Linked DNA regions of Homo sapiens: region 1 is linked to region 2. The links are chromatin loops, found by intact Hi-C in ENCODE. Cell type or tissue: gastrocnemius medialis. All regions are shown on one strand. Each heading gives the region's core, and the rest is flanking DNA. Links, peaks and the distances in the headings are about the cores only.

Evidence for each region. Hi-C counts contacts between places; a loop is a spot of excess contacts. Peaks named below come from ENCODE experiments on the same cell type or tissue, not always from the same donor. Only the 100,000 strongest peaks of a DNase experiment are listed, where the experiment ranks them.
Region 1: it touches region 2 in a loop (2.0-fold over the local background); 2 of 110 quality-filtered maps call a loop at or near these places.

What each region holds. Positions count from the first base shown.
Region 1 is chr10:44,172,666-44,188,437 of GRCh38, reverse strand. No RefSeq gene overlaps it. Among named protein-coding and RNA genes, the nearest start is that of LINC02881, 110 kb to the left of the region's middle. RefSeq lists an enhancer at 5,883-6,052. In gastrocnemius medialis, for the core only: no CTCF peak of the experiment used is centred there; a DNase peak (open chromatin) is centred at 7,927; H3K27ac peaks cover 536 bases.
Region 2 is chr10:44,116,918-44,132,689 of GRCh38, reverse strand. LOC124902543 (a long non-coding RNA gene) reads right to left here. Exons shown (of 3, transcript XR_007062368.1): 2 at 11,906-11,949; 3 at 2,237-8,794. Among named protein-coding and RNA genes, the nearest start is that of LINC02881, 170 kb to the left of the region's middle. In gastrocnemius medialis, for the core only: no CTCF peak of the experiment used is centred there; DNase peaks (open chromatin) are centred at 6,022, 6,319 and 6,589; H3K27ac peaks cover 812 bases.

The DNA of each region.
Region 1 (15,772 bases), core at 3,034-11,033, 56 kb before region 2:
TACAAACGTGCTTATTTACTAGTTCTAGTAGCTTTTCGTAGATTACATCAAAGTTTAGTCATCTGTAAAGAAAAAACTGTTTTGCCTCTTCTTTTCCAAGATGGATGCATAGGCTAGAAACTTCAATGAATGTTGAATAGCAGTTATGAGACTAGGTATCTTATCTTGTCCTAATAGCAGGAAGAAAGCATTCCATTTTTCACTAATCAGTACTATACTAGCTATATAGTATTTCACTATCAGTACTATACTAAGCTACTATACTAGTTTTTTGCAGATATTCTTTATGAGGTTGAGAAATTCCTTTCTGTTACAGTCTGCTGAGAGTTTATCAGGAATGGCAGGAATGGATGTTAGCTTTTGTTCAAAAAAATACACATATTTAAATGATCATATGGTTTTTCTTTTCTAGTTTATTCATACAGTAAATTCGACTGATAGATTTTCAAATGTTAAATCAACTCTGTATTTCTGGGATAGATCTAATTTGGCCATAATGTATATCGTTTTTGTTTATCATTGAATTTGATTTGCTAAAATTTTGTTTAGAATCTCTGCATCTTGTTTCATGGAAGATATTCACCTTTAGTTTTCTTTTCTGGTCGTGTCTTTAACTAGGTTTGTATCAGGGTAATGCTGGCTTCAAAGAATGAGTTAGGAGAAATTCCATTCTCTTCAATTTTCTAGAAGTATTTGTATAGAATGAGTATCATTTCTTCTTTGGTGGAACTCACCAGGGAAGCTCTATGGAACTGGAGTTGTGTTTTTTTTTTTGTTGTTTGTTTGTTTTTGTGGGAAGGTTTTTTGTAATCATAAATTCAATGTATTCATTAGATCCCAGGTTCTTTGGATCACCCACCTGTTTCTGAGGGAGCTGTACAGTTATGCACTATGATGCTCTATGACAAAAATAGATGAAGGAACAGAGGAATGGACAATGGCTCACTGTTTGGAGACTGATGTTTATGTCTGCGCCAAAATGATGAAGAGTCCTAGGATGGGAAAAGAAACCTCCTGGCTGCAGGTGTTCTCAGAACTAGAGAAGCTGGTGCCCCATATTGCCACCCCTTTCCTTATGAACCCTGCACCCACCAGCCAACAAGGCCACGTGGCCTTAATCAAAGGGGACACTAATCTGTTGCCCAGGCCATGGAGATGAAAGGTCTCATGGGGTTGGTGATCCTATCAGGTTGTAGAGCCTCTTTGAGAGCATCAGCCTTTACACATGTCCCCTCTCTCTCTGGAGAAATAATTGGTGTCCCTTCATCCCCTGCCACTTCCCTGCTGTTCCTTCCAAGATGAAGCATGAAGCCTTGGTGATGGGTAGTACCAGTAGAGAGATGCCCCCAATAAGACAACTAGTGCTGTGTTTGCCTCTGGACCTAAGGTATGCTGCTTTCCTGACAGCCAGATGCAATGGGGTGCACAGTGTAAGTGAGGGGTGCACAGTATAAGTGTGGTGAGAGTGGACTGTTCTGCAGTCGAGGAGCTGACAAAAAGCAAATAGCTTCAGCCTGTTTGTGTCTGGGGTTTCCTTGGTCCCAGGTTCTGGTAAAGGAGGAAGGCTTCTTGGTCAAGAGCCCACCTGGACACTGGCCTGAGGTGCACAATGATCACAATTGTCATTGCCGGAAAAAAACAACTTCATAATGGGTTTCTGGAACGGTTACCGCCAGATTTTTATTAAAGAAATCAAAGCCAAAAGTTTCCCTTTAAAACATGCATGGTGAAGGGAAAATTTTAAAAACAGCTGCCTACTGAGCTATCACTTCAATATAAAGCAAATGGTGCTTCAGGCACAAAACGCCAGGTCTATTTTGCACCTCCTCCCCAGGAGAGCTGGAAGAGTCTCAACAAGGTGCTGTCCACTACTGGACAGCTCTGCTCTGCGTGTGTGCCCCAGCCACTGCCCACCCAACTGCATTGGACCAAAGGGCCTCTGGGCTCTGACATTCTCATTAAAAAACAAAAGCCACAGACCTGGAGCCAGTGTTTGAAATAGGAAACCAAAATAATCATTGGTCGAGGTTGTAGGATCTCCAGCTGGACTTGCAGATGCTTTCCTGTCTTGCAACACACACCCCTAGTTTGGCCAGAATCATCACCCCCTACATTCTCTGAAAGTGCCTCTTCCCATGGATAGAGAAAGAAGGCAATGCTTGTGTTGCAGTTTTTCTGCACTTTTTCTGTTGCCACTGGATTCTGAATGTCCCACCAGGGAGCTTCATGGGCCATTTGTTTAACATGAGCATCAGATGAACACTAACAAATATACATAGGTGAAAGTTTTGAAATCACAGAGGTTCTTATGTCAATATTCCCAAATATTCAATCTCTCTGTGCCCCCTTTCCACCCACAGATAAATACCACCACAAATGAAGGGGTGAGACCAGTAGGGATTGACAAGGGGTGGGCTTTGAGGGGGCTCCCTCTCCTGCCACGCAATGCTCTTCCCTCACTTCCACAGGAGTCAAGGAGAGTGTCTTATGCATCCTTGCATTTCCTGTCATGCCCAGCACAGCGCCTGGCACACAGCTGAGGCTGAGCACAGGTCAAATACATTAGCTGGTTTTTTTACTGTTTTATATTTTGAGACAAAAAAAAAACACAGTGAATAATCTCAGGTGAGTTGAATTCACTGCATTCATGATAGCCTATAAGCTAAAAAAATCTTACTCATTTTTTTCCAAATTATTTGCTGGGTATCCAAACTTATCCATCCAGCACCAATCTTAATACTTTTATTTTTGTCTTTGTCCTGTAAGGTCATTTCTTCTTTTATAAAATGGAAACGTCCCCTTTCCCCTGAGAAGCATAGAGAGGAACGTGGGAGACAGATGGACTGATGCATTGCTGTGCGAGTCACCCTCAGGGGGGTCGGGGAAGCCTCTGGTCCCTCTCGTTCCATCTCCACTGCCATGCCAAGGTGCGTGTCCCTTGACACTGTGCACCTGTCTCCTTTCACTTCTTTTTCTTTTCTTTATTTCTTAATTCCTACTTTTTTCCTTCCTTTCTCCCTCCTTCATTTTCTTCTTTCCTCCCTCTCTCCCTCCCTTCCTCCTTTCCTTCCTTCTTCCTTCTTTTCTCAATTCATTTGGCCCCCATCAGGTTTACTACCATCCTAATGCCTAGCTGTTCCATGCTACTCTCCTGCACAAAGCCCTTTATAGACACATACACACACACACACACAACACACATGAGTGCACACACACTCATGCCCACACCCACACATGCACACACATGCACACAGGCACACACTCAAAACATGCACACACACACACATGCACACATGCACGCATGCACACACACGCACCCATGCACACACACACACACACACGCATGCAGACACACACACGCATGTACACACACTCACGCATGCACTATCCCATGGTCTTGAAGCCCGCAGGTTGAACCCAGTACGTGCTCTCCACTCATCACCCTTTAGAAGGGAGTTGGGCAGTTGAGGGTCTCTCCATAACAGAACCTGGAAGGAAGCTCATAGAAGGTGGGCTATGGGCCTGGAGAAGACAGGATGCAGAGGACACTCAGGCTGCAAACCACCACTCCCAGGCCTCCCTGTTCTCCTGCTCCTTCCCTGCCCTTCCTGGGCTCCCTTGACCACTCCTGTCTGTGCCCAGGTTGGCCTGTCTGCATTTGTTCTCATGAGATATTTCCTCTTTCCTAAAATAGATATCTCCTCACTCACTCCTATCACATAGAAATCCCACCAGCATTCCAGACCCAGACTGCTGTCTCCTCCATGTGTTCCTCCCACCTTCCTGGGTAGGTTTCCATTTCTTTCCCTGAACGACAGGGACACTGCCCAGTGTTGTCTGATCAGATTCAAACATGGTGAAGACTCTGCTCTGGGATGTGGGAGTGGGTTCCCATGTTGGGTGGGGGGAGGGAGACACATAAGGTACATGGTGGGAACGTGCAGTGACAGGGGTGCAGGCCAGCAAGGTGACACAGCTCTGACCACTGCGCCATCCTCCTGCCCACCTACTGTGACATTGGAAGAGGATAGTTGGGACTGACCAATGAATTCACGTGATCGTGGAATGAATACAGTATATTTTTTAGTAGCCAAAATGGTTTTTATTTTATGTATAAGAATTGTGTGGATTGCTTTTCTCTACAGATGCCAAGGGCATTGGATCTGACAGCCCTGCAGCACAGAGAGGCAGGCCCAGGGCAGCTGCAAGCCAGGCAGCCTGGGCTCAGCTCCCAGTTCTCCTGTGATTAACTGCTGGTCCTGGACAGGCTCTTCATCCCTTCCATGCCTCAGTCTTTTCATCTGTAAAATCACAAGAATGTGTAGGTTTGCCATGAGGAGTAAGGCAATATGTAAATGATCGGAGTAACTGCATGGAGGAAATGCTGAGTATTGATTACAGCTCTGTCAGATCAGATCCAAAGCCACTGGCATCCAGCAGAGCCATGTTGACCTCCCATCCTAATGGCAGCGCTTTCTCCATGTTCTGTGAAACACAATCAAACACACATGAGTCACATTAAGCAACAGGACCTCCCATAAATAATTTTGTGTTGACTCTGCAAAACGCATGCTGTAGTGCCAACCAAGTTCACAAAGCTGTTGCTCAAGGAGTCTGTTTTTTTTAATTTTAAATAATAGCTCTGCATTGCCTGGAAGAATGTTATTTACATTCCCAAATTTAAGGTTTGTGAAAGAATTTGCCATAACAGAATTTGAAAACTCAGCAAGTTTTTAGTTTTGTGCTCAGTTTTTTAAGTTTTAAAGTTTCCTTCAACTTCAAACAAAGCCAGTTCTCATGTCCACATATTGCATCTAGCTCTGTGCAGAAAATAATTAATAGTTAGACCTCTGTTTAAAATCTGCCTCCACATTTATGCAAATCACATACATTCTCAGCATCTTGGTGCTTTCAACTCTTACATGGGGGAAAGGAAACTAACTCATGCATAATTTTTATGAAGACTAAAAGAGACTTAAACCATGCATGCTATACTTGTTATTGGATAAAAGGCTGCAAAAATAAGAGTAGATACCACTTTTGTTGGGCAGATATTTACTAGGTACTATGCACTTTACATATATCCAGTTTCCTCCCCAGTACATCTTGGACTTTTCAGGAGGATGAACTTTGAAGAAACTGCCAGAAATTTAGGCAGAGAGCCAGATGGAGAACCAGAGGGTGTTTAAACAGGGCCACGGGAGAAGATACAATATGAGATCAGGGATGGATATTGAGTTCTAGAGAAAGAATACTGAGATAAAAAATGAAGAAAGTCTCTTAGACTTGTCACACACAATTTTGGCAGCATTACATTGGCCAAAGGTAGACTGGCCTACATTCAGGTTGAAAAACAAGACAATTTGGCCAAACGATGTCTAGGTCAAAAACCAAACATTTAATAACTAGGTCATTTTGGATGCATCCTGGGGAGTAGTTTTGCAAACCTTGATCTACCTCTAAGAAGTTTTGCCAGTTTCTCAGAAACTTTTTTAATGGTCATAAATGTGTTTAAATTTTTACTTGCTATTCTGTTCTGTTGCTCTGTTGAAATTTAAGTAGTGAAAAGGTAGAATAAATAATGCTCATCAGTAGATTTTCTGAGACAATTTCTCAGACAAATAGTATAGTTTAATTTGTATAAGGAAGGCATCTAAGGACATAATATTCCAAGGTGAGGCTGAGGGTTGTCCTAAGGTGGGTGGGAGTGTGGGAGATTTGGTTGTTCTTTTGCTTTCCTGTATTGTTCTCATTTTTATTTTTATTTATTTATTTTATTTTATTTTTTTGAGATGGAGTTTTACTCTCATTGCCCAGGCTGGAGTGCAATGGCACGATCTTGGCTCACCACAACTCTGCTTCCTGGGTTCAAGTGATTCTCCTGCCTCAGCCTCCCAAGTAGCTGGGATTACAGGCATGTGCCACCACGCCCAGCTAATTCTGTATTTTTAGGAGAGACGGGGCTTCTCCCTGTTGGTCAGGCTGGTCTCAAACTCCCAACCTCAGGTGATCTGCTCACCTTGGCCTCCCAAAGTTCTGGGATTACAGGCGTGAGCCACTGTGCCCTGCATTTTCTCATTTTTAAAATGAACTTGGTTTCCTTTTGTAATAGAAAAAAAAGAGTAAATATAAAAAGAAAAACATCTGGAATATTCAGAGATGTTTAAAGATTTTTTAATTTTTATTTATTTATTTATTTATTTATTTATTTTTGAGACAGAGTCTCGCTCTGTCGCCCAGGCTGGAGTGCAGTGGTGTAATTCTGGCTCACTGCAATCTCCACCTGCCGGGTTCACACCATTCTCCTGCCTCAGCCTCCCCTCCCGAGTAGCTGAGACTACAGGTGCCCGCCACCATTCCCGGCTAATTTTTTGTATTTTTAATAGAGACAGGGTTTCACCATATTACCCAGGATGGTCTCGATCTCCTGACCTCGTGATTCGCCCGCCTCGGCCTCAGAAAGTGGTGGGATTACAGGCGTGAGTCACTGTGCCCGGCCAAGAATATTTTTTTTAAAGAATATGTTAAATTCATTTTAAGCCAATGTTAGATGGCTACTAGGGGAAATTTTCAGAATTCAGCATCAGGGAATTGAGTGAAAGAGAGGCAGATACTGGGTAGAGTTTGGAAAATGCAAACCTAGGTCTCTGATACACCCCTTCCTCCACTGTCTTTCAGTGAACACCGTTGTTATTGCTGAATATCCAAAGATTTGGCTTTGCACTATAGGAAGTTATGTGCATTCCTTTTCACCATTCTGATCTACAGGGACTGCCTCCATGTTCCTGCACAGAGAAGACAGGAGAGAAAGAAGCTGCATAGCTTTTGTTGTTTCTTGTTGTCGTCATCAGAATTTTTCCAGGAACGGCACGCAGCTAATAGTTTCTCCCATAAGAACATTTCACAGGGAAGGACACTCATAAGGATTTGAGGCTATACAAATCTAATCAAATGAAAAGAGATGTGAGGCCTGGTGGAGTGGCTCATACCTATAATCCCAGCACTTTGAGAGGCCAAGGCAGGTGGATCGGGAGGTCAGGTGTTCGAGATCAGCCTGGCCAACAAGGTGAAACCCTGTCTCTACTAAAAATACAAAAATATTATCTGGGTGTGGTGGCACATGCCTGTAGTACCAGCTACTTGGGAGGCTGAGGCAGGAGAATCGCTTGAACCTGGGAGGCAGAGGTTGCCGTGAGCCAAGATCGCACCACTGCATTCCAGCCTGGGCAACAGAGCCAGACTCTGTCTCAAAAAAAAGAAAAGAGATGTGAAAGAACTCATCATTGTGTATATTTGGTGCATGGCTCAGAGCCCTCATGATGAACTAATTATATGTGACACTGTATGAACAAGAACATCACTCTCAATCTGCTTCTTGCTACAGCACATTTTCTCCTACCCAGCTAAAATGTGGCAATTCGTCATTGGGTTTGTTTTGCATTACTGCAGTGTAAGAGTGACACTTAAGCTCTCCAGGCAAATGAGGGCATTCCTTCTGTTGAATGTGTTCAAGAGTGGGATCCTCTTGTGAATTCACTTATGTTTTAGTTCTATGCAATTCTTAGTTCTTCAGTGGGGCAATGCTATTATTATCGAATTACCAAAATGCAGACCAATGCTGAATAAAACATGTTTTCTAACTTGTAGCTCAGAAGGATTTGGCAATATTGGTATTTTCCTCTTTCTCAACTTTCCCAGATTTTTGGCTAAGGCATCTGCATCCTCCATGTGCTCCTTGTTAGAACAATATTGCCTCTCGTTTTAGGAGGAGTTCTCAGTGCCACAGTCAGACCTGTGATGTGCTTTCTTCTGGCACCACTGGTGCACTGTCCCAGAGCTCTTCAAGAAATGCAAGAAGGGCCGGGCTGCTTGAGATGCGAACAAAACCCCCTTTATGGGATCAGGGGAGTTGCAGCATCTGGCATTTGACAAGACACTGTTTCACGTGACGAAGTCACATGGACTTTTGGAAAAGAACCCACTGCACTGTAGGTGTCCGATGCCTGCCACAGCGTATGAGTCAGCGGGGATGAATGCTCTGAGAGAGACTTCTGAAGCACAGATGTTGGTGTGAGTTTAGAAAGAAAAAGCCTGATTCTTCCACCTCATTGGAATCCCTGTTGTGGTCTCAGCCAGATAGCATCTACACCATTTAATAGGTTTATAACAGCAGTTCTACATCAGACACGGCAAACTGGTCCATGGTCACTGAGATTCGTGAGGTCTCACTAGCTCAGTGCCGCTGGATATCCGTGCACCAAACTGGGTCATAAAGCATCGGCACTGCCACCAGAAGCTATGCAGATAGCGCCAAGACCACTGGACACCAACTAGAACATAAGAACACCGTGAGAAAATAGGGTACACCACTCAGCCGGGGCTGCCATGACAAAGTACCAGACTGGGCGGCTTAAACAACAAAAACATATGTCTCCTGCAGTTCTGGAGGCTGGGAGTCTGAGACCAAGGCACTGGCAGGTTTTGTTTCTTCTGAAGCTACCCTCCTTGGCTTTTTCTTATATCTTTTCCCTGTATCTTCCCATGGTCTTCCCCCTATACCTTCCCTATATCTTTACATTGTCTTCCCTTTGTATCCTAATCTCTTCTTCTTATAAGGACACCAGTCATATTAGATTGAGGCCCACCCTAACCATCACATTTTAACTTAGTCACCTCTGTAAAGGCCCTATTTCCAAATACAGTGACATTCTGACGTTCTGAGCATTGAGATCTCAAAATATGAATTAAGGAGAAACACAATTCATGCCACGACTATGGGTAAAGAGGAATTTGACACCATTTGCTTTTCCTTGACCACTTTCCCAGTGATGAGGAAGGGCTAGGATTAGCTTCCTATCCCAGCATGAGGCACCATATTTGAATATAATACCAAATATGGCTCAAGGGATCAAGCCATTGAAAACAATAAGGCAACTCATACAAGAAAAATCAGGCTTTTTCTTTCTCAGGCAATTCACTTTCCCTTACTTAGCAATTGCTGTATTCTTTATTTCTATCTCCATATCTTAGAGTAATTACTAGAACTTCCAGAAAGATGGTAAATCATAATAGGCACCCTTCCTTGCATCTGATTTTAAAAGCAATGCTTCAATAATTTCACCATCACAGGTGCCCACAGATGAATTTTATTAGATATTTCTTGTCATCCTCATTGATCATTTAATACGGTTTTTATGAGAACATATGTTGAAGTTTAATGAATGCCCCTTTGATAGTTTTAGAAATTAATTTGTATTATTTGCCCTTTGGCTAGTTTATTATAGATAGTCTACCAATGGACTTATTTTTAATATATCAGCAATTCATTCCTGAGGAAAACTTAGACACAGACTGTTATTCCTCAAATATGTGAACGAATGCCATTGGTTAGTCGTCAGCTTAGAATTTTGGCCTTGCTATTCATAACTGAAGTAAACCTGAAGGTTTCTTCTTTTAGTATTTTCATATTCAGATACCACAGTTATACTAACACAAAAAGAGGTTTGAGAAACTTTTTACATTTCTATACTCTTTGGAGTTTACAAAATGTGAAGATTATCTGAACCTCACAAGCTTTAAAAAAAATTATCAATTTTGCCACCAGAGACATTCTCACAATGTTCTTTCACCCTCATCTCCATAACTATGATTCTATTCAAGTTTTATGATTCTTTAGTTGATCACCGTTATTTCTCTTTTTTTTCTAGGAAATAGTTGATTTTAAACTGATTAACGTGGATATATTCTTCATATTTTCTTGTAAAATTTGAAATTTATGTCTGTGGTTAGGTACCCTTTCTCATTCTTAGTTTTTCATATTTATGCCTTCTCTCTTTTTTCTTCTTTTATACTAGTCAAGTATATTCATATAATTGGGGTTGATGTTTCCCTAACGTGCCAGCTCCTGCACGTGTCTAGTTATTAGGAAGCTCTTCGATGGCAGGGATGGTGAAAGAAACAATGGGGCCATTGCTTTCTGGCTGAGGGCTCAATGAGTTCAACTTCATGAAGCTCCATGGGGTACAGACTTTGACAAGCTCCACAAATTACTCTGATGCCATTGTTTATGAATCACACAATCCTAGATTTCAAAGTAGTATGTCACTCTAAATATGGGACATATTAGTACAAAGCCATAAATTGGTGTTAATACCCTGACTGATCTGGACAATTAAAGGCAAATTTTTTATTGTCCTCATCTGATGAAAATAAGCAGAGGAAATAGAAAACAATCCCATTCACATTGAATTTTGGAGCCATTTTTGGAAACTGTAAAAACAGTGAAAGAGAAAAGAATCACTGAGGTCGACTTTTAGGGACTTTGCTTGCGACTCAGCGAGGAGCAAAAGCAAGTATTTAAAAGAGGAGTACACGCTAATGGTAATAGTTTCGATACTGATTAGTTATCATCTGGTGCATCAGTCAGAATACCATAAAAAGGAGCGACCTAAAAATAAATGTGTTGCTCCTGTTGGGGGAGCATTCTGATCTAGGTGTCCCGGCACGCAGTTGCCCTAGCACACATCAGCAGAGCATTACCTCCTGGCATTTGTGGTCAGGCGCCTTCTGAGCCAGGCCCCCTCTTGGAAGCTGAGGGCGTGGAGATGCATAAAACACAAGCTCACAATATTTGCTTCCCTTCAACGCCCTTCATCAGCTTGCAGGGCACAGGGTTTCCCTGGCATGTGTCCCTTTTGTGATACATGTTTGCTGGGCTCAGCATCTTTAGTCCACATCCGCTGTGGTCAGCACTTGTCCTGCTCCTGTTCCCAGAAGACATCCTAGTGTCTCATGTCAGCAGTTCCCTACCATGTTCTCAGTCAAGTCAGCCTACCGTCAAGCTGAGAGAGGACCCTTCACCCATCAACTTGGCTCCCCTCCATGTTTGTCATATTTATAATAGTAACCTGAACTGGGTTCGGGTATGTAAACTTTCTAAGCTTTAGTTTTCTCATCTCTCTTTGGAAGTTTGGTGTATATTTCATGTGGCTTTATGGCACAGTAATTTTTTAGAATGCCACGCTGCTAGGGACAGATTTGGGGCTCCCTTCAGTTGCTGGAGCCCTGCCAGACAAGACTCAGGGTGCAGATGTGATGGGGCCTGGATGAGGCATTGCTCTGCTGCATGTAGACGGCAGGGTTGAGGGATTCAAGAGCATAGAGATGAACACTCAAGGTGATGGGGCTTCTGATCATGAACGTGTTTGTAAACAATGTCTAATGATGTAGCTTTGTGAATTAGTATTATCAAATGGGATTGGTGATTTAATTAATAATCATAAAAATGCAAACATGTTGGCTCTTCCCTGACATGTCCATTATAAGCAACACTGCTTGGACTCAAGGTTTGCATTCCTGTGTGTGGGCCCAGGACAGTGGGTTTGGCACAGGGAGAGGGCACTTTGAGTAGACTGACATCTATGAGTGGAAGAAGCTGCTTATCTCAATCTGTGACAGCTGTGAAGCAGTGAGTCTTTAATCAAGTTCTGGGAAAATGAGGGGTCTCTGGATCTATAAAATAAGACTGATCACACTTAACTTACAATAGTATTGAGAAAAATGATTATGAAATATGTTCTAAACTGTTGGTATATTGCTGAGAAAATGGAGGGACGTTTGTTACCTCCTTTGCAGGGAAACATCCAAAATAGAACAGGACTTCTAACCCAAAATTGATAAGAACACCAAGACAACTCTCTCTTCTATATCTGGGCTGTAAATCTTTGAACTTAAGACTCAAATGAAATTCCATCTCTCACATTTTTTAATGAAGTCAAAATAAACGCAATTACTGAACAGAAGCCAAAGATCACAGGAGGTTATAAGTGGAGTGAGGGTATGGTCAACCTTGTTTGTTTGCATTCTGGCTCTGTTTTCTTGCTGAATATTTCACTAATGGGAGGCTGTAAGGGGGCAGGGATGGTCCTTCCTTCCTTCTGATGGAAGTCTGCTGCTGATTAAATCTGAGCAGGGCTAGCTGCATGGTGACTGGTAAACGTGACACCCTAATGAGGACACAGGCAAGTAGAATGTGAGAGATTGAAAGCACAAGATATTCTAATCCCCCGAGTAAGGGATTTTTCCAAAGACCAGGCATTTGCTCTTGAAGGCATGTTCAGGAATACCCTAATAAGCACATATCTTTGCATACTCTCTCACTGCGCCCATCCGCCGAAGACCTTGAAACCCACAGTTTTTTTTCTTTTACCCAAGTAAAGACCAACATATGAATGAGTAGCTTACCCTATTGGAGGTCTATTCCTTTAGCAAAGCCTGGGCTTACAATTAATACTCTGGTTTGTGATTAAATCTGCTACTGTTTCCTTGTAATAGAGTTAAAGGTAAATGCAATATCCGTATCATTGGATTTTCACAAAATCATGATGGCTGCTAAAACCAAAGGGGCAACACAGAGAATAAGTAATTAGCCAGGACCTATTTCAGCAAATCTCAGTTTCTTGGAGAAACTGTCTTGTTAGACTACGAGCAATTTCTGCCGGTGTTAAGTCCCGTTCACTTTCATTAAAGCATATCATGTATTCAGGGTAAACGGTCTTGGTGTCTCCCCCCAGGGGTCACTGTCAATATTCAGTTGCAGCTGGGTATAACAAGTGCCCTGGATCACAGAGAAATTCAAAATAAGGCTAAAATATGAGGTGTGTGGTTTGTACCATGAGTGGACTTGTGTTTCGCTTCCACACAGATAACTCTCCTGGCTTTGATGTATTTCTGAACTCTCTCTGACACCCATAATTTCTCTTCAAGGCAGAGGATGATGTTACTCAAGAAGAAAAGCAGCCAGGCACAGTGGCTCATGCCTGTAATCCCAGCACACTGGGAGGCAGAGGTGGGATGATCGCTTGAAGCTAGGAGTTTGAGACTAGCCTTAGCAACCTAGTAAGACTCTGTCTCTACCAAATAATTTTTTTTTAATTAGCCATGTGTGGTAGTGCATGCCTATAGTCCCAGCTACCTGGAAGGCTGAGGCGGGAGGATCCCTTGAGCCCGGAGTTGGAGGCTGCAGAGAGTCATGATGGAGCCACTGCACTCAACAAAATGAGAACTTGTCTCAAATTAGAAAAAGAAAAGATGAAAAACAGAATGAGTTCAGCTCATGCTTGTCCCCAGTGGAACTGCACACACCAGGCTGTTGCCATCTTGCAGACTGTGCTTCCTTACCCCAAATGCAGATGCCAACCAGCGACTGAGTGAGAGACCCACACCTACTGTGTTTCCAATGAGACCTAGGTGGCCTTTCAATCCCAAAGGAGGGATAGCCGATGGCTTCATTTTTTCCCGTGCCTCACTTACACTGACCTTGGGGAATGTGTGTGTGGGGAGTCCTTCAGATGCGTCTACTATTTATGTTAGCTTGTGAGCTGTGGGGAAGAGAGCTGTGACCTTCCCATCCATCCTACCCAGCACGCCCAAATATATGCAATAGAGGGAATAAGATATTTTTTCCTGATCACATCGATAAATCTTTTGCTTCTCTGCTTCACCCAGAGAAGTCTCCAAGACAACTGGTAACTTAAATGGGTACTGGGCAGTCGAGTCCTATGTCTGTAGGCATGTTTGTCCCCTTCAGCCATACTGCCACTGGCAAAGCCACAGAGCAGTGGAGAGCCAAGGCCACCAGAAGCCCAGGATCGCCACAGTGGGCGGAACTGTCACTTATGGGATGTGGATCTAATTCAGGACTAATGACCTTACTGATGGGATACCCTAAGTGTTTCCATCCTTCTTTTTGGGCTTTAATCACAGAAAGAAATGATAGCACAGAAATACATAGGAAACAAGCTTCTAAAAATAGCTCTCAACTCCCCCTTTTTTTTTTTTGAAATAAAAGTCTTAGTGGCAATACACTGAGAGTTCGAGTAATGCATACTAGGCTTCTGTGTAAGGAACAATGAAGAAGTAAAAGACAATGTGAAGGAGAATGCTTGACTGGCTAATGTATGTGCCTGGTAGTGCATACATTTTGATATCAGCCCCCTTAAGCAATATGTTCACGTTAGAACTCCTGCTCCTAAATAATAACTGAACTGCTCTCTATAAGAAATGACGTAGCTACGTCACCAAATAAGAACCACAAGTGAGCTGTTGCATTTTGGAACATTCTCACCCAGGACACACAGGCAAGACATCTGGCTGCTGGGGATTGAAGTAGAGAGTTTTGGGCAGAAAGAAAACTTAGAGGGAGGTTGCTAACTAGCTGTAGTTGGCTGAACACAGCACCTAGTATTGAAAGAAACATGGTTTTGCAGTTAATCGCTAATATTTGAAACTCAGGAAGCTTTACATAAGAGTCCCAACTTTCACCACCTCTTGGAAGGACATCTGCTTTCCCTCTGGCCCAGCACTGGAGCAGGGAAGGATGATCTTTGCTAGACGTGATCCCTGCCCAGCCCCCACTTGCTGTCTCCCACCTGTGCGCATGTGAGTCTTAAATAAGCCTCACGTCTGTTGATCTTCACAGCCCACCCCTGTTACACAGCCCGGCACCTAGTCACACCCACCTCACATCTGTCCCATGAATGAAAGGGTCTGCAGCATCTAGGAGAGTGTCAGAAACTGGCAAAAATGTTCTCAGACTGAAACCTTAGCGGAGCATGAGTCCCTCCTGAATTCCAACTACGTGTGCTTGTCTTAAAGCATCTGACCCTGGAGGCCTGGCAATCCTCGGTGTCACCATGACTCTGTGCACCATGTGGCAAGATGATCTGCAAACATTTTCACATCTCCCTGTAGTCCTGAACCCCAGCAGACACCGTTTACAGCACTCCCCACAGAACAGCAACTGAGTATCCAGTCCAGTGACTCATATATAAGTATTTGCTGATGATATTTTTAAAGATGGATACCCCTGCTCTGTCCTTAACTCTTAGCTTTGAGAGAAAAACATAAAAATTTTATTCAGTTCTAAATGTTAGAAGTCATAATGAGCTGAAAGCTGGTTTGGAATTATTTAAACTCTTCCCCAGAATCTCCCTGGAGAAAGGCCAAAACCTCAAAGCCCTTAAGGTGTTTGGAAACTGTGGTCATTTGAAATGTCACTTTGTGCCTAATCCATTTTACTTAGGGAATAAAAAGCTAAGTCTGCTTAAACTCTTGAGAATTATGCCAGCTCCAAAACCAAATCAGTTCTCTCAGATAGTGATCGGAATTACTAATGAAAAGGAAGGATTTTAGCTTAAGTTAGTTTGAAATTATTAAATGTTATGCAGTAAAATTCTGGAAAATTTCCCCTTAGCTTATTTTACCTTTTGCTTGTTTATTTTAATCTTTGGCAGGGTGTGGAAGGAAGAAGAAACATGGACTCTGCTCCATGATAAATGAGTCTGCCCCAGGGCACAACACACCCCCTCCATGGTCTCATTAATCACCCACTCCACTGGGCAGACAGACTGGCAGCGCTGGAATTTGATCCCCATTTCACAGATGGGGGGCCAAGGCAGCAGGAGGTTAAGTGAATTCTGGAGACCACACAGCAAGAGCATGGGGGAGCCCAGCCTGGCCACTGCCCCAAGCCCCCGCAGTCCCCACAAGACCCCTCATGAAGAAGCAGGGGCTGGCGGGAGGCCCCTGCTGGAGAGCCCTGGACTCGGGTGGGGCTGCAGCAGGGTTCCCCACAGGCTTGGCTTCACACACCTCTCTCAGCTCCGGGCTTCCACCAAGACACTTCTCCAAGTGCCCCTTTCCCTGCCTTTAAAAGAGCTGTAATAACACAGTCGCACTTGACGTGAGATTCGTTTATTAATAGAATTTCTGT
Region 2 (15,772 bases), core at 3,419-11,418:
ATGGCCATGGGATTATCTCATGTCTGAGAACTTTTAACTCCATGCTGCCCCCAAACTTTCATAATCCTCCCAAGTGGGTTGCATAGCATGGCGCAGCCCCTCTCACCTACCCGAAATGGACACTTTCCCAAGGTCAGTCACACCGCTGGCCAGTGCAGTTTCCCAATTCATGGTGTCATGACCTCCCATGTGTGCCCCAACTGCCCTCTCTATGAGTCCCCTGATACACTCTTGGTGCTTGGCAAGCATGAAATCACGAACGGAACTGGAATTCATGCAGTCAGCTCAAAGGGGATTTCCTCGATGTGAATTCTTTTCTAAGACCTCATTGATTGTTCTCCTGAGGCTGATTGTGGAAAAAAACTCTGAACTCACATGAATTTGGTGGACCAAGGACCTCCTTTAGGGGAAATTAGCAAACAAAAAAAAAAAAAAAAAGAGAGAGAGAAAGCTGAGAAGAGACAAGTCAAATGACCTGCAGTGGAAAGTACTCTGAGACAGCTCTGCAGTTGTTGGGAGATAAAGAGATTTTAAGATGAGAAAAGAGAAAATGACAGCCAGGTTACGGGGCTTCCAGGGTAGAGTCCATGGGGCAAGAGAGCTGACATTTATGCTGGATGTTTCTCAGGCCTGCAACCAGGATACTTATATTTAATCACATTATAATCAAGGTAATGCATGTACATAATTAAAAATCAAATTACTCTGCCCTCCAAAAAAGGCTTAAGATTTTATATATATATATATATATATATATGGAGAGACAGAGAGAGAGATTTCTTGTCCTTGTCTCATTCCCCAGGGAATAACCTTTGGGTCGTTTTATAGATGGTTGTCACCATTTATAAAATGAATTTGGACGTGTTCTCCCCTCTTCTATTTTATGAAAGAGATTGAGTAAAATTGGTCTTATGTATTTCTTCTTAAAATATTTATTCAAATTTTCGAGTGAAATTATCTGGGCCTAGACAATTCTTTTTCAGAAGAGTTTCAACTACAAAGTCAACTTGTTTTATACAGATTGTCTATTTAATTTTGAGTGAGTTTTGATAATTTTTGGTATTCAAGGAATTGGTCCATTTTTTTTTATTTATGTATTTTTTGAGACAGCGTCTTGCTGTGTTGCCCAGGCTGGAGTGCAATAGTGTGATCCTTGGCTCACTGGAACCTCTACCTCCCACTCTCAAGCCCCTGAGTGGCTTGGACTACAGTTGCATGCCACCACCCCCCGGGAAAATTTTTTATATTTTTTGTAGAAATGGGATTTAACCATATTGCCCAGACTGGTCTCAAACTCCTGAGCTCAAGCCGTCCGCCCACCTCAGCCTCCCAAAGCACTGGAATTACAGGCATGAGCCACCATGCCCAGCTGGAATTGGTCCATTTCTTTTAAGTTGTCAAATTTATGAACATAAAATTGTTCATAATATTCTCTCATTATTATTTGAATGTCTGCAGTGTTTGTAGCAATATGCCTTCTTTCATTCGTATGCTAATAAGTTGTGCCTCTTCTCCTTTCATCTTCATCGATCTTTTAGAAGTTTATCTTTTTAAAGAACTAGCTTTTGGTTTTATCAATTTTTCTCTATTAGTTTTATATTTTAAATTTTATTTATTTCTGGTCTTATCTTCATTATTTTCTTGCTTCTGCTTGCTTTGGGATTATTTTATACTTCTTTTCCTAGAGTCTGGAGATAAAATCTTAGATTATTTATTTGAAATTTTTCTTCTTTTCCAACATTAGCCTTTAATTCCATAAATTTCCTCTCAGCACTCTACCCACGTTCTGTAGATATAATATGCTGTATTTTCATTTTTCCTCAGTTCAAAATATTTCCTGCCTTCCCCTGAAATGTACATCCCGCTTTGTTTAGGTGGAGAATTTTATAAATGTCCATTAAATTCATTTGGTTAAAGGTTCAGTTCAGATCTTCTCTATCCTTGCCGATTCCCTTTCCATTAGTTCTATCCATTACTGAGAGAGTTGAAGTCTCAAAACTATGCTTGCAAGTTTGTTTATTAATACTTTATTTCTGACAGTTTTTGCTTTATTTTTTTAAGCTCTGTTTTTAGTTTTTATACACCTTGAATGTTATGTCTTCTTGGTAAATTGACTCTTATGGTTATGGAATATCCCTCTTTGTCCCTGGTAATTTTCTTTGCTCTGAAGCCTATTTTGATATTAATATAATCATTCCAGCATTAGATTAAAGCTTGCATGGTCTATATTTTTCCATTCTTTTACTTTTAATCTGCTTGTATCATTATCATTATAGACAGCATATAATTGGGTCATATGTTTGTTTATTCATTCTGAAAATCTATGTGTCTTAATTGGATGCTTAGACACTTTACATTTGATGTAATTATTGATATGTTTGGATTTAGGTTTACCATTTTATATTTTATTTCTGTGTATTACCTCTGCTTTCCATTTCTTTGTTCCTCTTTCCAGCTTTCTTTTGGGATAGTTGAACATTTTTAAAATATTCCATTTTTATTTATCTGTTGTATTTTGACCATACCTCTTTGTTTTGTTTCAGTTTTGTTTCTCTGTTTGTTTGTTTTTGTGGTTGCTCTAAGGATTACAGTAGACATATTTAATGTTTAAAAATCTATTTTTAATCAATGTTGTACAACTTCAAGTGGGATGTATAGACCTTACAGGAATATACAGGAATCAAATAAACAAAAGAAGTGCAAACTTATACTCTGAAAACAACAAGCATTATTGAAAAAAATTTCCAAATCTCTAAATAAATGGGAAGACATCCTATGTTTATGGATTGCAAGATTTAATATTGTTAAGTTTTGTTAAGATACTACCAAAAACAATCTACAGATTCAATGCAATCCCCATTAAAATTCCAGTTGCCTATTTTGCAGAACTTGACAAGCTTCTAATAAAATCCATATCAAAATACCTGGAATGCAGGATAGCCAAAATAGTTTTTACAAAGGAGAAAAATGTTGGAGGACTCGCACTTCCCAACTTCACAACTTATTACAAAGCTATAATAATAAAGACAGTGTGGTACTAACATACAGATAGACATAAAGATCACTAGAACAGAACTGAGAGACCAGAAATAAACTCTCACCTTTATGTACAACTGATTTTCATCAAAGATGCTAAGACAATTTATTGTGAAAAGAATCGTCTCTTCAAATGGTGTTGGGACAACTAGATATCCACATGAAAAAGAATAAAGTTGGATCCCTATCTCACACCATATTCAAAATTTAACTCAAAATGAATGAAAGACCTAAACGTAAGGCTTAATTCTATAAAATGTTAGAAGAAAGCATAGACATCAATTTTTGTCACCTTGGATTAGGAAATGATTTCTTATGTAAGATACCAAACCACAAGCAACAAACTAAAAATAAGTAAATTGAACTCTAACAAACTTAGAAACTTTCGTGCTTCAAAGGGTAATATTAAAAAGTAAAAATGCAATCCACAGAATGACAGAAAATATTTGCAAATTATGTATATAATAGGTTACTTGTACCTGGAATAAACAAAGAACTCTTACAACTCAGTAATAAAAAAAGCCCAATTAAACGTGGTCAAAGAATCTTAATATAAATTTCTTTAAAGAAGATATATAAATAGGCAATAAACTTATGACAGTATGCTCAACATCATTAGTGATCAAGGAAATGCAAATCAAAACCACAATGAGATACTACTCCACATATTAGGATGGTTGTAATTTTAGAAAGTCGGAAAACAATGTGTTGATGAAGATGCGGAAAATTTTGAGCCTTCATACATTGCTGGTGGAAATGTAATACAGTGCAGCCACTTTTCAAAACAGTCTGGCAGCTCCTCAAATCGTTAAACATGAAGAGAAATAAAAACATATGATTACACAAAAACTTGTATTATACAGACATTTTTAATGGCAACTTTATTCACAATAGCCAAAAAGTAGAAACAATCCAAATGTCCATCAATTAATGAATAGATACATAAAATGTTAGATATCCATACAGTGAAATATTACTTGACAAAAAAAAAGAAATGACATACTGATACATGCAACAACATGGATGAACTTTAAAGCATTATGCTAAGTGGAAAAGTCAATTACAAAATATCATGTATTATATAATTCTATTTATTTATATGACATGTTCAGAATCCTCAAATCTAAAAAGATGGAAAGTAGATAAGTGGCTGCTTAAAGTAGGGGAGGGGGATGATGGAGCATGGCAATAGACATGAAGTTTCCTTTTGTGGTGAGGACAATGTTCAAGTTTGATTGTGGTCCTGTGTTAGCATTCTACAGAGAAACAGAACCAATAGGAGATATAGATGATAGAGATAGATGGATAGATGATAGATAGATAGATAGATGGATAGATAGATAGATAGATAGACAGGTAGATAGAGATTGATAGCTAGATGATTGATGATTGGTGTATTGATGATTGGTTGATTGACTGATTGATTGATGCCCCAGTGTTGTCAATTTTACTGTGCTTTCTGGGCTATGTTCACAACAGAAGAAAATGCTAACTTTCAGTAAAATGTTAGTAAAATTAATGGTATATGTTTTTTCCTATATATATCTGAATATAATAAATATTTATATATATATAAAGAGAGACAGAGATATAGAGATATTTATTGTGGGAATTGGCTCATAAGATTATGGAGGCTGAGAAGTCTCAGAATCTGCAGTATAACCTGGAGACTCAGAAAAGCTGACGTTTAATTCCATACTAATTTGAAGGCTTGAGAAGCAGGGTGGGGAGCTGGGGGATGGAAGGCCACTGTTGTAAGTCCAGGAGTCTGAAGGCCCCAGAGCCAGAGCTTAGATACTTGAGGGCAGAAGAAGATGGATGTCTCAGCTCACGAAGAAAATTTGATCTTTCTCTTTCTCTCTGTTTTTGTTCTATTTAAGCCCCAACAGATTCAAATGATGACTACCTATTATGGTGACAGTGAGTCTTCTTCACTTTGTCCACCAATTCAAAGTCTAATTTCTTCTGGAAACACCCCCACACACACCCAGAAATAAGGTTTTTACCAGCTATCTGGGCATTCCTTGGCTTAGTCAAGTTGACACACAAAATTAACCATTACAGGTGCTTAGTGCATAATTTTGTAATTGTATTAAAAACTATTGAATTATACATTTTAAATGGACGAATTGTATTATATGCAAATTATATCTGAATAAAGCTGCTATAAAAAGGTTTCTGTTGGCGAAAAAGCCCCAGTGCTGTCAATCCTACTGTGCTTTTCGGACTGTGTTCACAACAGAAGGAAATGCTAACTTTCAGTTAAATGGTGGTAAAAATAACGGTATATATTTTTTTCCCATTGGTTTCACAAATCCCTGAATTCAATTTAAGATCCTCTGCTTTAGAGCAATTGTTCTCAAACTTTAGCTTGCACTGGAAGAACTTGTTCTATAACAGATCTCTGGACCCCATACCCAGGCTTTCTGACTCAGTGGGTCTGGAATGGAGCCCAATAATTTGCAATGCCAGCAGGTTCCAGGTGATGCTGCTGCTGCAGCTGTTAAAAATCCACACCTCAAAAATCACTGCTGTAAAGGAAAGGTGGGGAAAAATTTTTAACCCTCATTTGCCATACAAAGCTCTTCAAACAGAACCATTCATTCTGAAATATTGGCTTTCTCTGGCTCTCTTCTCTCCAAGGGCTTTTCTGGATGGGTCTATTCTATTTACAGGACCATGAATACAGACTTCCAGAATGGACAAATTAGTCAATTGTGCTTTTTCTTGAAGCCAGAGAAAGTTTAGCCAGCTCTTCTAAACACAGGGGCATGCTGGTACTGTGAGGTTTTCACGCTTTCGTTAACTCAGATACGTTGATGATTGTCACAGCTCCTTTTCAGTCAAGACTTAGGTGACTTCTAGGCTTCACTCATCCTGCCTTGAGAGAGGAACAAAAGAAAAACCCACCTGCTCTACCTAGTGACTCCTGCAGAGAGCTCATCTCATCAACCACACAGACACAGCCTGCTGCTGCCTGGAGTTCCCTTTTGGCTTCATAATTCCCCAGCCGCAATCCACATGTCCAAAAGCAGGAACAATTTTGTCAAGGCAATGGCAGAGAAGTGTTACGTCATCCAACCCCATTGTGATAAAAAAAAGGAAAATCAGACATTGCTCTTTGGCCTTTTTCGATTTTCTGTCACTCCAGAGCCCTGTTGTTCTTAATCATGCCTTCCCACGCGGTTTGATTCTTCTCTCTCCACTTCCCTCCTGGACTTGTCTCTGTAGGAACATCACATTCCTCCCCTCCCATGTACTAGGCAGAGAAGCTTTTTTCTTCCTCATGAAAACTAGGCATGGGCCCAAAACCCAGGTCCTGGAAGCTCATTTCTATCCCCTCAATAGGCTTATTAAACCATTTCCCCAAAAAAGCCAAGTCCCTTCTGAATAAAGAATTCTTGTAACAATTGCTAAAAATGAGAAAACATTTCTTCCATTTATTTCTTCTGAGTCTCAGAAGAAACATGTGTTTTCAGGTTCCAGGGACATTTCACTCTGGCCTTCAGTGTTGAGTAAGAGGTAATAGCCCCAGATGGCTAAACCCACATGAGTGTGGAATTTGTGGTAAGTGTTGTTATTGCTCATAGATCTTTGGAGTTCCCTGTGGCCCCTCCTCCATCTATTAAGAAAGCATTATGCTGGTGGATGGTACGGGGTGGCAGGCCAGGCCCTCCTTCCCCATCTCCTCCAGGAGAACATCTTTGGGGCCAGTCATCCCCACCCCTTTAACTGAGTTAAACAGGGAATCTACACACCTTCAGCAACTGCCATATATGAGAGCTTGGAGGGCTGTACCCCAAATCACTCAATGGCAGTCAGTGGAGGGTTCCAGCACTCATTTCTGAGATGAATTAGGCAAATGGTCCCCAGAAAAAACATGTGCATACAGGGAAGAGCTCCAGCAGGGAACAGGCCCTGCACCTTGTTCTCTCAGAGCGTATCAGAGGCTGTGAGGATGATAGTAGAGGCAGCTCTCTGTGGAGAACAAGGGCGTTCCAGGCACAGTCAAGGAGATCCTGGCCTTGATGTGAGATGACAACTGTCACTCATTTATTTCACTGTTTGTATGCCACAGTCATCCAATAATTGTTACTATTTTCACTTTAAACAGATATCTTTTAGGCCAATTAAAATAAGAAAAATAAAAGATTTTCTTTTACCTTCATTTATTTCTTCTCCAACTCTCTTCCTTTCTTTATGTAGATTTGAGTTTCTCACCTATATAATTTTCCTTCCACCTGAGGAATTTGTTGGAGGACAGGTTTGCCAGTAATGAGTTGCTTTACTTTTTGTTTGAGAAAGTTTTTATTTCTCCTTAATTTCGAAGGATAATTTTACTGGATACAGATAAGAGGAGCTGTGCATCTCACTGTTGAAGTGGACCTTACAGATAAGCAAAGGAAGAGTGCAAATGACCCATGCGTGGTAGTATATTATGGTTGGAAAAATCAATATGAACTAATGTTTAACTTAATAAAGATGCAGATACAAAAATACAGACATATGAGGTCAAGCATGGTGGCTCACACCTATAATCCCAACACTTTGGGAGGCCAAGGCAGAAGGATCGCTTGAGGCCAGAAGTTTAAGACCAATCTGGACAACATAGCACAAACTTGTCTCTACTAAAAATAAAAAATTAACCAATCTTGGTGGAGTGCTTGCAGTCTCAGCTACTCAGGAGGCTGAGGTGGGAGGATTGCTTGATCCCAGGAGGTTGAGACTGCAGTGAGCTATGATTGCACCATTACACTTCAGCCTGAGTAACAGAGTGAGACCCTGTCTCAAAACAAGACATGAAAATATTTATAAATATATATGTGTGTATAAACATGTTATTATATACATATTTATATTTCCTTGCTGTGTCAGCTAAGAGCACTAGAAGCAAGGACATCTCAATTTCAACGAGCACAGCTCATACCCATATCTTGGTTTCTAAAACCATTCTCCAGTAAAAGGATTCATGATTTCTTAGGAAAATGGTTGATTCTAAGGCAGAAGAGCAATTACCTAAGAGGAGCCCAGAGCATCTTGTAGTGCCAGAAAGTAAGAAGGTGCTCAAACAAAACTACTGCAAGGGAGTGCAGCAAAGGGCACAAGAGCCAAACAAAAGAGCTCTGCACGGCCACAGCTGGAGCAATGAAATAGAGTCGCATTGAATTACAACCCAAAGTGCACAATAATTATACATGAGTGCATATTGATATAAATACATGACTGAATAAGTAAATAAATGGGGGAAAAGAAGCAAATCTACTGTACAGAAGAATTTCAAATAATTTCGGTAGATAGCTCTCAAAGAGGTGGAGCATAACTCCCACTCCTTAAGTGTGGGCTGTGGTAGTGTGGAAGTGTGGCAGTGACTTTCTTCCAAAAAACTACAGTACAAAAGAGAAAAATGAGTAAATTTACGTCACAGAAACCTGCGAAGTATCACCTCAACCAGGTGCTCAAGGTCAACATCAACAGTGACAAGTCATGTTGATAGCATGGATCCCTGACACAATGTCATTAAAATAGTCCTTACCCCTGTTGGGCTTCTCCCCAAAGCCCATCACCTCATCAGTCTAATCATGGGAGAAACTTCAGACAGACTCCCATAGAGGATTAGCCTACAACGTACCTGACTAGTACTCCTCAATATTGTCAAGATCATCAAAAACAAGGAAAGCCTGAGAAGCCATCACAGTCAAGGAGAGCCTAAGGAGATCCTGTGACTAAATGTAACACAGTATTCATCCGCAGTGGGATCCTGAACACATAAAGGACATTAGATAAAAACAAAGGAAATACGAACAAAGCATGGACTTTAGTTTACAATAATGAATCAATTTTGTTCACAATTTATTAATTGTTCAAACATGTCATATTAATATAGGATGTTAACAGTAGGAAAAACTGGGTAGGAAGTATATGGGAACTCTCAGTACCATCATCACAATATTTTTGTAAATATAAAATTGTGCTCATTTAAAATCTAAAATTTGAGGATGAAATTACTGAGCAGATGTGCAGTTAGCCCTGGCCTCCCTGCAGAGATTTGGCTCCTGGGGTCTGTTTTCCTCCTGGCCACTGACTGGCCTGATGTCCCCATGCACACCCACACTTAGCAGTTTCCCAGCAGGGCTCCGTCAGTTTCTCCTCTCCAGCCTGCTCCTCCTCGGGGCTATTGAACAACGTTAGTCACATCCCCAGTCTCCAGGTCCCACAGTTAGAAGGGCAGAGTCCTCCTAGTTCCTTCTTTCCTTATCTTCTTCATCCTTGTTCTCATAGATCTACCCCAGCCCAGGCCTCCCTGTTCCAGACTGCCCATCCCTTCTCTGTGCTAATTCACGTCATTCAACCTCCCCTGCATTTGAAGTCCTCAAGGTGTGGGCCTGCCTCCCTCTCCAGGCTTTTTCTCCAGTGTTCCTCCTGCTCATCTGGACCGCTGGCTCCTCTGCTGCATGGCCCATGGGGCCGTTTCCATTTCTTTGAATGCATACATTCTTCTGTCTGAAATTCCACATGACCACATCCACTGATCTTCACTGAAAGCTCCCTTTTCCACTTAATCTCCCCTACCTCCACACACTCAAAGTAGATGACCCCCTTCTGAAGCCCCAAAGGTCTGCATCTCTCTCTCTCTCCTCTAATAGCACATTTCATTTTCTTCCAGACTATGCATTGTATTGTGCATCTTATCTAAGCTGCCTTTGGGGCAGGTTCATCTCTGCACCCATATGTTCCCGAGGCCACACATTTTACATGGTGACACTCAGGAAGGAATGCACAGGTGAATGAATGAACAAATGAATCAATTGCATCCTAGAGCTAGAAGCAATCTCAGAGGTCATCAAGCCCAGCCCCAAGAACCCACATTTCATCCCAAAGGTGAGGGAGACTCTCAGAGAAAGGAAACGAGCCACTCAAGGTCACTTCCCTTATTTAGAGCAGTGTCAGCACTAGATGACAGCTGAGTTATTTCCAAAAGAATGTCAGGCTTGAAGTTGTAGAATCAGTTTGGAATCCCAAACTATGGGTCTCTGTGATTGATACATAAACAACAAATAACAGTTAATGTTGATTAAATTATTGTCAGGTGCAGGTGCTCTGCCAGGAGCTCTAGGTAAGCTATGTCATTTGATCCTCAAAACAGATTCTATAAGTTAGGGTTACTTTTGACCCCACTTTATAGATGACTCTGAGTCTTAGACTAAGCAGCTTTTCCAAGTCACACACTTGTTAAATGTATGAGAAAGGTTTGAGCCTAGGTAGTCACACATGAGATGCCATACTCTGGACCAGCACATTAAGTCACTCTATCCACCTCAATTTCACCCTCTGGAAAACAAGTGTAATAAGAGTATATGACCATCATGGGATACAACATATATGAAATAGAATGTGCTGAATTCTCTGTCATTCAATTAAGACTCTGGACACCTGAGTATCTGTCTCAGCTCTTGCACCTCAAGCAGTTTGGGAGGAAGTACAACCCTTTGCTTCTCTGTGCATCGGTTTCCACATCCATAAAGTGACGAGTTTGACCAGACTGTATTCAAAGTTCCTCTCTGCTGTGTCCCAGGCATCTTCATGCTGGGTCCTCTGGTTTGGACATGCTAATATTAAGTTGTTTGCTTTGTACTGGGTCATATGCTCACTGATATGTCATGCTATTTGCATGACATACAATGTTCACTGACATGCCAGGCTTGCTTCAAGTTTTATACATGAGACCAAAGCTTCTCATAAAATGTCTCTTCAGTGCTTATTATCATTTAAGGTAGGAGTCATTCTTGGAAATATTTTTTTCTGTTTTTTAATAAAAAATGTTATTTTGGGCTGGGTGCAGTGGCTTACGCCTATAATCCCAGCACTTTGGGAGGCTAAGGCAGGCAGATCACCTGAGGTCAGGAGTTCGAGATCAGCCTTGCCAACATGTTGAAAGCCCATCTCTACTAAAAATACAAAATTAGATGGGCATGGTGGCAGGCACCTATAACCCCAGCTACTCAGGAGGCTGAGGCAGGAGAATCACCTGAACCCGGGAGGCAGAGGTTGCAATGAGCAGAAATTGTGCCATTGCACTCCAACCTGGGCAAAAAGAGAGAAACTTTATCTCAAAAATTTAAAAAAAATGTTATTTTGCACAAAATTGCCCTTAGTTACTAACATTAGAACTAAAAAATATCTCTTTGAGATTGCTCCATGAAGTACAAATAAATATGCTTTATTAGTTTTAGTAACTAAATAGTACATATAATATTAATTTGCCTAAATTTTACTTTGTTTCTGCTACTTTTAGTTAAATATTGTTTGAAACATTTTTCTTGATTCAACATAGTTGTATAATTTAGTAGTTGCATAAAATTATATTGTACTGAAGTATCATAATTCATTAAACGTCAGTGTTGGGTATTTAGGTTATTTCCAATTCTCCGTGGAATTAAATACAAATTTGTAAAACATTGGCTTTCTGGGCTAGATTTGAGCATCTAAAATTGGCAACAATATGAAGTCTAATTTTTCAGATTCTGAAAGAAAGGACCCTATTATCATCCAGTCGTGAGGTTCCCATATATGGGTCTGTGTTAGACCCAAAAACTCAAACTTCATGGGCAATGAGTTGGTGTGTAATAATTTTTAATTTACTTCTTTATCATCCATCTATTCCATTTATCTAAATATTTATTTTAGGCATGCTGTCTTTTAAGCATTCTGCTGGGTTCCAATGATATGGGCAGAATATCTTCCCCTACATTATGGAACTTCTAATCTATTTGGGGAAACAGATAGTACTGCAGTAAAACACATATGCATGAGAGAGAGTGCATGCAGAAAGAGAGTCTAGCAATGTATGAATCAGTTAGTATGTACTTACCTTGGATAAGTTAGGTAACGTCTCCTGTACTTCAGTCTCCTCATCTGTAAATAAAAAATAATAATAGTTAATATGTATGAAATGTTTAGAAGAGTTCTTGGCACATATTATCACTCAATGCATGTTAGCTATTGTTGTTTGTATTAATTTTTCATTGCTGCACAACAAATTATCACAAAATGGCTTAAAACAGCAAGCATTTGCTATCTTCCATAGATCTGAGAGTAAGGAATCCAGAAACAGCTTAACTGGGTGGTGCCACTATCAGGGTCTTTTATGAAGCTGCAGTCAAGGTGTTGGCCCAGGGCTGCAGTCATCTGAAGGCTTGACTGGGACTAGATGGTGCACTCTATGGCTGTTGGCCGGAGGCCTCGGTTTCTTATCCTGGGGGTGTCTATGTAGGGCTGCTTGAGTGTCCTCACAACATGGCACCCACCTCCCCCTGGATCAGTGATGAGAGAGTAAGAGAGAAAAGAAGATGCAGTGGCTTGTATGACCTAGTTTTAAAAGTCACACACCATCACCTCTGCCCACATTTATTTGTTAAAAATGAGTCACTGAGTCCTGCTTTCATTTAACAAGAAGATAATTAGGGTTTACTTTTTGAAGACTGTCAAAGAGTTTGTGGACATTTGTGTTTGTAAAAGACCCAAAGATGCAGAAGGACCACTCACAGTGCCTGACTGTGAGAAAGTGTTTCCTCTCTCTACTTTTTTGTGCCCCTCCTGGTACAATAGTGCACGCCAAGAAGGCACTACAGAAAATTCATTTCTGTGATATCTTTGGTAAACCTCATGCTAGTTATACTAATCCAGATCATCTGTGTGCATCATCACCAGAAGCACATAGTAATTTTGGTTCCAGTTGTGTGTTAAATCAAAGCAAATAATAGATTGATGGCTTTAACTCTTTAAAACTCTTTTAAACCCAAGCCAGTTCAATTCCTTTTAGTACATCTCACTCAAATTTTTTTTATTTTACTCAAGAAGTATTTACATTTGAACCTAGAACAACACGGAACTGAGGGGCACCAACTCATCATGCAGTTGAAAATCCATGTTATAACTTTTGACTCCCCCAAAACTTAACTACTAAAAATCTGGCATTGACTTGAAGCCTTGCTGATGATATAGTCAATTAACACATATTTTATATGTATTATAGACTGTATTCTTCAATAAAAAAGGTAGAGAAAAGAAAAGTTCATTAAGAAAATCATAAGGAAGAAAAAATACATTTACAGTAGTGTACTGTATTTATCAATACCATAAGTTTATGTCATCTGTTTACAAGATGAATTATCTGCCTGAAGCGAAGAGCAACCACAGCTTCAGACCTCAGTCTATGGTATATATCAAGCAATTCGCCTTTTTCTTGTACTGTCAAGATTTTTTTCTGCTTCTTGGGAGCACTTCTAGCATCACTAGTGGCACTTCACGTGGGTCCCATGGTGTTATTGGTTTCCAGTATTGCACTAAACATGATGAAAAATACATGAGAACATCTAGAAATCACTTTTTTCTGCAATATGAAGTTTACTGGAGAGATGTCCTGCCCATGCTGAGATGATTAGTGTCACAGGGCATTATAAGCAGACACTGGCAACCCTTGAACTCACTGCAATAGCAACGGAAGATGGCTATGAAGTTATTATGGTGGTATAGTGTGTCCTACAGTTAATTTTATGCAGTTATGATTTAGTAATGCATCTTTACATTTGTTTACATTTCTCTGGACTAAGAATGGCACCATGTATGATCTGTAAGCATTTGTGTGCATGAGTTTTGACAAATTTTAACTTTTTATAAGATTTCCATAATTAATGGTAGTAAGTGATAAAATTGACTAGTATCTACATATATTTTGTGCATTCGTGACATACCTACCTTTTTCTTGTTTCGTCAATATTTTTAAGCTATGGAATTCAGCTGCATTTTTTAAAAAACTGTAGCAATTCTCCAAGTTTTCCAATGTATTTATTGAAAAAAAGTCCTCATGTAAGTGAACTTGCACAGTTCAAACCTGTGTCGTGCAAGGTTAAATTGCACAATGTCCTGAGAGACACAGGTAAGCCTGACAGTGAGAATCCACAGCAACAGGCTAGAGGCAACTTCCAAGTCCACTGGGCCAGGTTAGGAAGCACCTAGAACACCCTCTCCAGCTCTCCCCACAGCTGCATGGCTGACTTCACCTGGCCTTTAGTTTCCTCATAAACCTACTTCTTCAATCATGTTAGTCTTTTTGCGCAGGAGAATTCTGACCATTTTTATTATAATTTTTTCAATTTACATATTTACAAGGTTCCATATCCTTTGCATACTTTATCTTTAATCTTTATTTAAACTATCATAAACAAATATTACTAGCTCTCATTGGAAAGAAGACTGAGTCTCAGAGAAATCAAAGTAGTTGCACAAGATCACACAGCGACAGAACTAAGGTTCACGGTTAGGCTGGCTGGCCCCCTATCCCATGCTTCCACGAAGCTGCCATTTTTTGGAGCTTTATTTCAGAGCCACAAAACTACAGAATCCCACAGTCTTCTCTCAGGGATTACCCTCAGCTGTACCAGTTCCTTTTCCAAATCTTTCCCAGAAGCCCCCATGCACTACAGTAAGATGTCACCCATCACCCACACACAGAGTTGCCAGATAAAATAAAAATGTCCAGTTAAATTTGCATTTCATAAAAATCACAAATCATTTTGCTAGTATAACTGTCTAGGGCAATATTTTCACATCCTAGGACAGACTTAAGCTACAGAGTGGTTTCTTGTTTATCTGAAATGTAAATTGAACTGAGCACCCAGCAACAAACCCAGGCTTAACCCAGGCTAAGATGCATACGAGGCTCTTTCTCCTCACCAGCTGTGCAGATCCAAGCAGATTGTAACGTTTCTGATTTATTCACAAAATCACAGTGGATGTGGAGCCCAAAGTATGGAAGCCTCCAGTATTATGCCCCAACAATGAATAACTAAGTTGGATGTGCAGGAAGCTGGAGTTTCTGGTAACACTAAGAGAAATGTCCTTGGCTCCCCCATCTTGGGTAAAGGCAAGAGTAGAATGCTTCCCCTGTTCAGTTGGAGGCATTTCAAATGTGGAGACCAGGGTCTCTGTGGATTACTTGTAGCAAAGTCTTCGCCCCAAATTCACGTTCCTTTGTTACCCATATGGCCTGAAACAGCCCCACTGCCATTGGGTGTGCAATGACCTTGGATGGGAACCATGGGGTGTGCAACCCCATAGGACTCCTGATAAAGTGGACTCTGCCATAGGACCCCAGATAAAGTGAGTTTTCCCATAGGACCTCAGATAAAGAGAGCTCTTCCATATGACCCCAGATAAAGTGGGCTCTTCCATAGGACCCCAGAGAAAGTGGGCTCTTCCATAAGACTCCAGATAAAGCGGGCTCTGTGGCATTAGTTTGCTTTTGGTGTCAAACAAAGTTGGCCAGGACAGATGGAATGGCACCACCGCTATCCTACAATGTGCTTTGCCTGAATCCTGGCTGACCTTTCCATTGTCCCTTTTTTTGGTGAGCTGATAGCTGAAGAAATGGATGTGGCTCCACAGGCCTTCAGGCTGCTCCAGCCCTGTGTGACCCCTCTGCCTGCAGGTTCTATGCTAGCCCCTGCCTCTCTCCCCAGGGGTCTCTCAGATCTCCAAGGCTTCCTATACAGGATTTCCCTTCTGAGTCTGCTCTTCTTTCTTCTAGGGAACACCTACTGACATTTTGGGTATTTGCTGAAATGCTTTCTTATGGGAGGCCTGCACTAGGTTCTGCCCATTATGATTGGGTCAGCTTTGCCAACCATATGCTTTCATAGCCTCTGAGAGTATGCTTAATTAATTTTACATGACGGTG